2 separate regions of the Homo sapiens genome follow, and region 2 is linked to region 1. Evidence: read pairs that join two places in POLR2A ChIA-PET (ENCODE). Cell type or tissue: GM12878. All regions are shown on one strand. Each heading gives the region's core, and the rest is flanking DNA. Links, peaks and the distances in the headings are about the cores only.

Region 1 (5,383 bases), core at 177-5,176:
GACCAGGGGAGTGGGCAGGTGTATTGGACTGGGAAGCCAGCTTGGGAAGACGTGCTTCAGCTGTTCATTCATAGTCTGTGTCACACTCACAGGAGGTGGACCCTCCATTCTGAGATCACCATCCTGAGTGGCCCAACCCTTAACCCTATGTGACATTGGTGGTGTTGGTTTTTAAAGAGTATAAGCTGTAGGCTCTAATGAAATTCTAAGCCTTGTTTTGAGGTTTGAAACTTAAGAAGTATTTCAACCTTTCTGCCACTGCCATAGTGGGCCAGGGCACAGCGTCTTAGGTTGTATTTCATGGCACTTGTCCTCTTTGTCCTGTTTGCTGGCTCCCCTCTGGAAATACTCCCTCCTGCTTGTCAAACAGAATCTTTACACTTGCCCTGAGTCCCTTTTTTTTCTTTTTTTTTCTTTTTCTTTTTGAGACAGAGTCTCACTCTGTAGCCCAGGCTGGAGTGCAGTGGCGCAATCTCGGCTCACTGCAACCTACACCTCCTGGGTCCAAGTGATTCTCTTGCCTCAGCCTCGCGAGTAGCTGGGACTACAGGTGCATGCCACCTCGCCTGGCTAATTTTTTATTTATTTGTTTTTTGTATTTTTAGTAGAGACAGGGTTTCACCATGTTAGCCAGGATGGTCTTGATCTCCTGACCTTGTGATCCACCTGCCTCGGCCCCTCAAAGTGCTGGGATTACAGGCGTGAGCCACCATGCCTGGCCCCAGAGTCCTTTTTCTTTTGTAACCGTTTGATGTAGGCAGCCATGCCACTTGTATTCTTCACTGTCTTTTTTTTTTTTTTTTTTTTTTCCCCTCAGCGCTAGCACAATATTTTACAAGGAAATTTGGGAATTAATGCCACAGTTAGCTTAAGCTATATAGATAATTAGGGTTTATAGTTCGAAAAATTGTCCAAACTGAACCTAGATACCTATTTCTTACGAATTTTTTTATTGCTGTGGATTCTTTTAAAATTTAGTGTCAAGTTGTATAGTTAAAGTTAGTTGTTTAAATAAAGTTTGTTTTTGTTTTTAGTGGTAGGGTTTGGGATTTGGGTGGAAAAAAAATAGAAAAAGATGCAGATTCTCAATTAATAAAGCCTGTTATTCTAACCTTAGCCTTTCAGACTTTGCAACTGTCATACTTCTGCCACCTACTGCAGAATGCTCTGATTGATGCTTGAACATTACGAGGTGTAAATAATAATTATTGGAGGCATTTATCAATTATTTTCTATGTGATAAGCACCCTATTGAGCGCTTTGCAGGCTGCATTAATTTCTGTGGGCTGCCATAACAAATTACCAGAAACTTGGTGGTTTAAAACAACATAATTTTTTTTCTCTCACAGTTATGAAGACCAGAAATCTAAAATAAAGGTGTTGGCAAGACCATGTCCTCTCTGCAGCCTCTTGGGAAGAATCCTTCCTTGCCTCCTCCTCTTCTGGTGGTTCTCATTATTCCTTGGCTTATGGCAGGTAAGTCCCATCTCTGCCTCCATCTGCATATGGTCGTCTCTGTATCTCTCTGTGTCCTCTCCTTTTCTTATAAGGACATCAGCCACTGGATTTAGCATCCTCCTTAACCAGTGAGATCTCATCTTTATAGTTAACTAATTACATTTGCAAAGACCTTCTTTCCAAATAAGATCACATTCTGAGGTTCTCAGTGAACATGAATCTTGTTGGGGGGCAGGTATTCAATCCACTCTCACATCGGGATTAGTAGATATAGTTATTTCCATTTCATCAATGGGAAAGGTGAGACCCAGGAGGAGATGAACTTGCCCTGCCACTGAACTGAACACTGAAAGAGTTTGGTTGAGGACTTAGCTCAGTCTGATGCCAGCTTTATTCTCTTTCTGCTGTGTCATGCTGCTTCTAGAAAACCAAACTGCAAACTCAAGTCTAGAAAGTAATGACATCAACATTTATCCATCCATTGGCTTCCAGACCATACCACTTGGAGGCAAAAGATCAGGAGTAAGTAGATAAATTCTCGTAGAATATGAGAATTTTGAGCTCCTACTAGGTGCCAAATTTTTATATGTCCCTTAAATAGCCACAATACCTTATGAAGTGACTATTTGAGGTCACTTCATTCAGGGATGGGATTGAGACTCAAAGATTTTGACTTGCCCAAGGTCACATAGCTAGTGGGTTACCGAACTCAAATTTTGTTTCAGATATTGTGTTGCATTTAAGTTCATGATGAGCTCATCAGTGGAAGTGATTATGCCATGTATTGCAATATTAGGTACTCCATCAGGACCTAACTATCCAACCATCACACAATGGTGAGAGGGCCAGGATCATTCTCCTGTAGGGTCCTAGTTCTAACTAGTGAGGTGACCTTAGACAAGTCAATTTTCTGGGCCTTTGTAATAGGAAGAGCTAGCACTGGACAATGCCTTCATTGCTGATGTTTTGTAAGCATATTGTATAGTTATAGGAAAGTGCCCTTGCCCATATATGTTAATATTTGCTGGAGTGTGGCCAGGGTAATACAAAGTATGTTCTCACTACTGACTTTTCACCCCCAAGTTAATAGTTAACTTTGCCTCCTTGTTTAACTATGCTGTCTGTTGGCTTTGGTCAGAAAGAAAAATTCTGAAACACCTAGTGGAACGGTGCTAACATTTGTCTTTCTTCACCTTTACTTGATGTGGTTTATTTCTATTAAGTTAGGTCAGGATAGCTTTTCAAAAACATGATATTTCAAAAACATAGTTTAGTGTAACACAATTTACCATATAAATCTCTGAACAGATAAATGTTCAAAATAGAAGTATTTTCTTTATATGTTCATGGTATTTTTAAAGGTTAGAGTCATCTATTGCAGCAATTTGGAAAATCCTTCTTTACAGGCTGCTCAGTAAAGGAAAGGTCTATGGCCGCACTGTGAGGTGGGAACAGTAGGAACTTTTTTTTTTTCCAGACAGGGTCTTATTCTGTCACCCAGGCTGGAATGCGGGGACCACATCTTGGCTCAATGCAACCTCTGACTCCCAGGTTCAAGCGATTCTCCTGCCTGAGCCTCTCAAAGTGCTGGGATTACAGGCATGAGCCACTGCATCCAGCCAACAGTGTGAACTTTGGGGTCATGCAAACCTTTGATCAATTTGAGTTCTGTAACCCACTAGCCATGTGACCTTGGGCAAGTCACAATCTCTGAGTCTCAATCTCATCCCTGAATGCACCTCAGAAAGTCACTTCATAAATTATTGTGTCTATAAAACGGACATATAAAAATTTGGCACCTAGTAGGGGCTCAATTAATCCACTCCTCCTCCTCCCTCCTTTAGTCTGTTGTTTTGTGGAGTAAAAATCCACCATTTTGCAAATGTGGTTAGGACCACACGATGTAATTCCCTTCTCTTCCAAGTCTACTGGTGAAGTGGAAAAGGTGAATCTATTTGTCTCATTTTGATTAGGCCTCAGGGAAGGCCTAATTCTGGAAGAAACTCAAGCAGCATGGAATGTTTTCTCGCCATTCAGAAACAGTGCCTACGTTCATACATGTAAATTGGATCTGCCATTCTGTCTCACCACTGGATTTTACCTCGGGTGCCCTGAAATGAAAGGAAGTTTTGAAGGAGCACCGTGAAACTGTCAGTGAGCTCACTTGATAAATCATTGTTGGAACTGGAGGGATTTTTGCTGTGGAGGTAACAAGGGGCCACAGCCTGCTTTGGTGCCCAGCCCAGAAAAGTATAGCTGAGACTTGGGCCTGCTTCTGGTTGCAAATTGTTTACTGCTCAGCACTGTGGGCACATTTCCTTTTGGCTCTGCACAGAAACGACAGATGCCCATGGTCATGCATCAGGACTTGGCCTGTCAGAGAAGCTTGTTTAGAAGAGATTTAGACTATGGAGGGAAAATCATCATGAGGGTGAAAAGGGTTGGGTAAGATTGCTGTGCGCAGAACCCCGGACAATGAAGGCAGGGGCAAGAGAATGGGCTGGGTCACCTTGGCAGGCCTCTCCAGTCCCAGCAGCAAACAGGTAATGAGCCTTTGTATGCTGCTTTTGTGTGCTAGCCCCTGTGCTCCCAGCTGGAGGAATGAGGGTAAATGAGAAACAGCTCCTGCCTCCGAGGTCAGAATTTAGTGCAGAAGACAGCCTATTAGCCATCTCGTGCAACAAGGCAGAACAGAGGCCTCTGCTCCACATGGAAGGAAGAGGGCACAGTTAAGGACAGGGCCTCTGCAGTCCCACAGCCTGGATTCAAACCCTACCTGAGCTGCTACCTAGCTGTGTGACCTTGGGCAAGGTGCCTGACCTCACTGAACCTCAGAGGCCTCACCTGTGAAATGAGGACTATAATAATACCAAACTCCTGGGGTTGTCAGAGGATGGAAAGAGCATTTTCAGAGTACCTGGCACATTGGAGGCACTTTGCTGTTAAAATATAACCCTCATGAAATCTGTTTTCAGTATGAGCTGAGACAGAGACCACATTTTGCAAACTGAAAACCAAGGCATCTGAATATGCCAGCAGAGCTCTCCTGATTTATACACATGTATTTGTGAAGTCTTACAGAGCGTGGAAACATTAAAGCACGTTTGGGTTTAACAGGAGAATCCAAGTATTTGACATTAGCACCTTGTCTGCCTTTTGCCACTGGTTCTTTCCAGCAGAGTCTTATGGGGCTCTTTCAAATGCTGGGGAGGCCTGGAAGCATCCCCAGGTCTTCAGCAAACTTCCTTAGGTAAAATCAGAGCAATGTAGGAAAGACTGGCTCTGTGATAAATCCAGGAGACCAAACGAAAAGACCCAGTGATGCAGAGAGAGCCAGTATGGGTAGAAACAGGTGCTTTCCAGGATAGCTCTCCTGTCTTCCCCACAGGTCTGCTTTCTGTTTCTAATAGTCCTGTTTCCATTCTATCCATCCTGACCCCACGCTGCCATGGAACACATCCTGAGCACATATATGTGTACATATGTTTATAAGCATTCACATGTGCCCATGGGTGTGCACACACACATATGTCAGGGCTATCTCTCTAAGCTCTCCTGGCTCTGAGGAAATAGTCTTGTTTCTAACTGGATCTAGGCAGGCCCCTAATAGTACATCCACTCAGGCCATAAGGCCTGTGAGCCAGGCTGTGTCTCCCACATACCACAGGTCTATTTCCTGCCCTCATTCTGACCTTCTCAGCAAGTCCTCGTTTCCAGCCCAATGCCCTCCTCCCTGACTTGGAGACAGAATTTGGCCCTCAGGGCTCCATGGGACACAGCCTGCAGTCATCCTATGGCTCCACACTGAAACCCAATCAAACTAGTTCCAGCCACTGGAACCCACCCAATGTAGATGGCCAGGCAGGCCTGAGCACCTGTGCAGGTGAGGAGGCATCACTCTGCCCCTCTGTAGCTGCAGCCTCTC
Region 2 (5,383 bases), core at 197-5,196, 300 kb after region 1:
AATTCCATTGAACTTGCTCTTGCTGACTTCACCACTGGACCTACATGTTGGCCAAATGGATACTTTATAATTTTAGTCTTGACCCCTGCCTTTGGCACATTTCTTACCTCTAGCACAGCACTGTCCAGTAATCCACACTTTCTGAGACAGTGGAAATGTTCAGTATCTGTGCTGTTCAGTTGGTAGCAACCAGCTACCCATGCCTATTAAACATTTGAAATGTGGCTGTGTGACTAGTGGCAATTATGTTGGAGAGTACAGTTTTAGAAACTCCTGTTTTTCTTACATGGCACTACATTTAGTATCACAATCTAATTGTGCAAGCCAGATAGGTAGGAGTCATCTTTATTCCTGTTATTTAATTTTTCTCATCTACTATATCCAGTTCATCACATCAACAGCGCCTGTTGTTTCTACCTCCTAAATATTTCTTTAGTCTAACTACTACTTGTCCCTAGTGCCACCACCATCTATCAGCTGGAATATTGCTATAGCTGCCTTACAGGTTTCCCTTCTTTCCTGTTCTCTTCTAGTTTTTTGAATTTTAGTCAGCACGAGATTTTAAAAACTCAAATAAGATTGTGTTATTCACCTGCTTAAAACCTTTCATGACTTTCAGTGTCACGTAGAACAGAAAACACTTTTCTTACCAAAGGCTAGAGAGCTCTACGTGATCTGGCTATTTTTAACGTTTCATTGCACTCACCCTTTTCCTCTATAATCAAACTACTCTGATCTCAAGGGTTAGTTCTTGAAAGATGATCATGTTCTTTAATGACTTTAGGTTTTTGTGTGTTATTTTCTATTTCTGGGATGTTTATTCTCTGTTCCTTACATGCTGGCCCTTTTGCATCCTTCTTCAGGTCTCAGCTTACATGTTACCTTCAAGAAGCCTTTGACCACTCTAAGTGGGCCCTTCCTTCCACTTCTGCTGTGTAATCCCACTCCCTTCTCCCACTTGTTAATTAGTTACATACTTTTTTGTAATTGTTTATTTGGTTGCTGTCTCCCTCTCAAGAATGCAGGGACCATGTCTGCATTCTGCAGTAATCACTACTGCACACCCAGAATCTATTACAGATCCTGGCATGTAGCTGATGCATAAATATTTGTTGAATGAAAGTCTGTACATTGTATTTATGCTATTGGTATTGCTATGACCTGAAACTAAAAGGAGTTGTGGAAAAGATTTCTTATGGAACAGAAATATCCCTTTTGATTAATATCACAATCTCGTAAATTGAGAAAACAAAAAAATATATACTACTGGAGCATTCATGTATAGTTGGAGATTATGACTCATTTATTGGTGTGTTTTTGGACTCAGAACAAAGATGAGGGAATATTCCTTAAAGCTCTGTATTGAAATAACGAAAAGCAGTCACATTTTAATAATAGAAGCTTCCTAGCTTACTCTTTCTGTAATCTTCTTTTCCTAAATGTAAGAGAGCCTCATAATTATGAGGCTTATTACTAGAGTAAGGCTGTCAAAGGCAGCAAAATGTCTTTCTGTTTGGAAGAATAACATAAACTTGACATGTATGGTGGGGGACAGAAGGTTTCAAAAGTTTAAGAATCTGTGTTGTCTTAACAAATAGATGCTTCTCAAGGAGCTTACGCTAGTGGTTACTCTGTCCAGTCAGGGTTTTTTCTTCTTTAACTTGGGTTCATTTCCTGATGGCACACATGAAGTTTGGATCATATGGTTTGACTTTAGCTATGGTCCTTAGCTATGGGGAGCAGCATCAGCGACCTGTGACATGTAAATTAAAAATACAATGCCAGGGCCCTTCCCCAGCCCCTCTGATAGAGAACCTCTTGGCCATCTGTATTTTTAGATGTTCCAGGTTAGTCTGATTAACACCCTTGGTTAAGAACCATTGGGAGGATCTGATTGCCAGTTTAAGGGGACCTTCAAGCCTGTAGGTCTTTATAGTTAAAAAAAAAAAAAGATTTTAAAAATCATGCATATGTTGTGGCTGAATTCTGGTTTAGCACATACTGCTTTTAATGGCCTGAAATGTTTTTCCCAAATAAATTGTCTTGTTATAGCTTTCATGTGTGATTTGGTCCAGCTTCTTGTTTTGAAGATACTTACGGGGGGGAACACTTTGTGATTTCTCTTAGTAACATATTAACCCACTTAAAAACCCTTTCTATTACAGGTCTTCACATTTAGGCTTAATGTGCTTAATTCAAATGTAAAAATACACCTGCCTTTGTTCTCAGTGAAAGTATGTAATAAATAAATGAGGGGTTGGCAAACTACTGCCCACCATCTGTTTTTTTATGGCCTATGAACTAAGAATCGTTTTGGATAGCTAAAAAAAAAAATCAAAAGGATAATTATTTTGTGACGTGAAAATTATATGAAATTCAAATTTCAGTTTCTGTGAATGAAGTTTTAATGGAACACAGCCATCCATGCTTATGTAAGTGTGCATATTCTCTGGCTGTTTTCACTGCAATAGCAGAGTTGAGTAGTTGTGACAAAGAGTTTATGGCCCACAAAACCTAAAATATTTACTTTCTGATGCTTTACAGAAAAAGTTTCCTGAACCTTATTCTAGCTATATGTTGTTCATAAATGAATCTTTCGTGGTTCTGAAGGCATTTAAGAATCTCTTAGGTTATAAATTGGCTGGGCGCAGTGGCTCACGCCTGTAATCCCAGCACTTTGGGAGGCCGAGGCTGGTGGATCACGAGGGCAGGAGTTCAAGATCAGCCTAGCCAAGATGGTGAAACCCTGTCTCCATTAAAAAAAAAAAAAAAAAAAAAAAAATAGCTGGGGTTGGTGGTGGGCAGTAATCCCAGCTACTCGGGAGGCTGAGGCAGAGAATTGCTTAAACCCAGGAGGCGGAGGATGCAGTGAGCCAAGATCGCGCCACTGCACTCCAGCCTGGGCAACAGAGTGAAACACCATCTCAAAAAAAAAAAAAAAAAAAAAACACTCTTAGGTTATAAATAATTGTTGTTAGCTCTCCAAGCCTCCATATTACATTTTGTGTGTTCTCCTGTTCACATTTTGAGCATTTTATTTTTTATTAGCACATTCAGTTCATCAGGTATTTAAGAGCTTAATATATGCCAAAGCATATATTAAGCGAGAAGCTGTTTCTAAATGTACTGTCTCAGCCCTCACAGAGTTCACTTCATTAGGCTCTTTAAAATTTCTTTCTTTAAAAGGTCAGCGTGCTGGTATAGTGGGGAAGGGAAACTCTTACAACACGTCGAGTAGAGGAAGGTTATCATTATGGGATATAATTTGGAAGTCATTGAGTACCTGCCATTAATTCTGCCTGTAGTCTGAATGTAGAGATTAACATGTAGAAACTTTTTTGAAATAAAATCTTCAATTTCTTTGGCATATCTAGTACTGTCTAGCTAGGCATATAGTCAAAGTATGGTGTATATTTCAAGTATTAAAAGTTTTTTTGGGCTGTAGTCACTGTTGAAAGGATATAGTTCTTTACTATTACATGTGATACCTTTATATAAAATTGGCTAACCCCTGTCTTTCATTTATCTGCAACACTGACTGTTACCAGTTGTCTCTAACTTTGGTATGGGGGGTGGAAATATGATTAGATTGAAAGGGTACATGACTGAGCCACAAGCAGACCTGGATTTGAATTTTAACTGAACGGTTTATTAGCTATTCTTACATTAATACTGCTAATCAGTTTTCTTGTGATATGAGGAATGATGTCTTCTTTATGAGGTTGCTAGGAAGATTCAATGAGATAACATACTAGGCTCAGAACTGAAGTTGCTAGGAATTTAATTATGCTACCTTGTTAAAGTATGTCAAAGGCAGAATTCAGTGTTTAGCTGATACCACAAGGCAGTATCCTAAAATTATGCTGTAAAAGATATAAAGATGCTGTAAGTGACTCAGAAACCTAGTGACTTTGTAATGCAGTTGATTCTTAGAATACTGTCACTTTAACAGAATAGGAGCTAGGAATGAAGAAATAGTTATTAAATTACTAAAATAGAAAATTTATTGACACATGTAAAGTGACATTTGCTTAAATATTGAAAAATTTGTAGTACTATTTCCTTGCTTTAGAAAACATTGGTTACCACTTTTTTTATTTATAGCAGTTTGTTTTTGCCTTGAGGCAAGATGGTTGACTGAGTAGTTGCCACATTTCTTTTGTACAAAGTCCATTTCATAGGCCATCTAGCTTTTATGCTTAGAAACATTTCCTTAACGTTATATTTCAGTATTTGGCTAACCTATATAGGGTTAAATTATATAGGCTAACTTCTCGGACAGATATTTCTAATAATTTATGTATTTGGTTCTGCAAATGTATGCAAAAATATATGTACAAAGGTATGCAGATGCCTTGCATACTTGATATATGTTAAATTTTTTTTAATGTAGACCTTTTTCGTTCTCTTTAATGACTATATGGTATTCCACCATCCCCCGCTCACCTGGACAACTACAGTAACCTCCTAAATGGTGTTTCTACTTTGCTATTGCCCCTTATTGTCTTTTTTCCCCTTTATAGCTGCTGGAGTGAATTTTAGAAAGCCTAAGTCATACATCACATTGCTTCATGGGCATCCCAGTACACTTTGGATTTTATTTTACATCCTTACTGATCTGATTCTCATCTCTGTCTCTTCATGGTTCTCTGCCTTCTAGTTACACTGGTGACCTTTCAAAACCTTTACCACATTGAGTTCATTCCTTACTTTTCACTCTTTCTCTGCCTGGAGTGTTCTGCCCCATCTTTACGTGGCCAGCTGCTCCTCCTCTGATGAAATGTCTCTTCCTCACAGGCCTTCCCTGACCACCCACTAGAGTAGCACATCTTCTACCTCATAAACTTGTTTATTAGTATTTCTTACTCTAAATTTTCTTTTAAATTGCTTAATTCCCTAACAGTAGAATATAAGCTTCACTGTATGTATGATCTTGTTGACTCTCTTACTCATTGTTATTGTAATACCAGTAACAAAGGGTGTTTAAAATTTGTTCAGTGGGTGAATATATGTTCCATTTAATGGATAAATTATTTTTTATTCAGTCTCCTGTTGATGGACATTTGAATAATTTCCATCTTTTTCTCTATGAATGCCTCACTTGGCATGCTTCTGACAGTATTGCCACAGAATACATTTCTGTTATAAAAATTGAATTTTTAAGTCAAAGGGTAGTTACACTTTAATGGATAGTGGCAGCTTACTATCAAAAGTTTCTGCTAGTTTCACCATATCCTTATTAGCAGTAGATATTATCAATCTTTTCAATCTTTGCCAATCTGATAAGCAAAAAGTAAATGGGTTTAAACATCCTTTGTATATATTCATTGCTCACTTTATGTTTTTCCTTTGAAATGTTATTTCTTGTTCTTTCCCTGCAGTA

What was found. Peaks named below come from ENCODE experiments on the same cell type or tissue, not always from the same donor. Only the 100,000 strongest peaks of a DNase experiment are listed, where the experiment ranks them.
Region 2: POLR2A ChIA-PET joins it to region 1 with 9 read pairs; 3 of 35 experiments call an interaction of 5 or more read pairs at or near these places.

What each region holds. Positions count from the first base shown.
Region 1 is chr3:40,909,599-40,914,981 of GRCh38, forward strand. It overlaps LOC105377043 (a long non-coding RNA gene), which reads left to right. Exons shown (of 3, transcript XR_007095885.1): 3 at 1,350-1,764. Among named protein-coding and RNA genes, the nearest start is that of CTNNB1, 290 kb to the right of the region's middle. In GM12878, for the core only: no CTCF peak of the experiment used is centred there; a DNase peak (open chromatin) is centred at 2,483.
Region 2 is chr3:41,212,457-41,217,839 of GRCh38, forward strand. The region is part of intron 1 of CTNNB1 (catenin beta 1); the gene reads left to right. Among named protein-coding and RNA genes, the nearest start is that of CTNNB1, 16 kb to the left of the region's middle. In GM12878, for the core only: no CTCF peak of the experiment used is centred there; no DNase peak of the experiment used is centred there.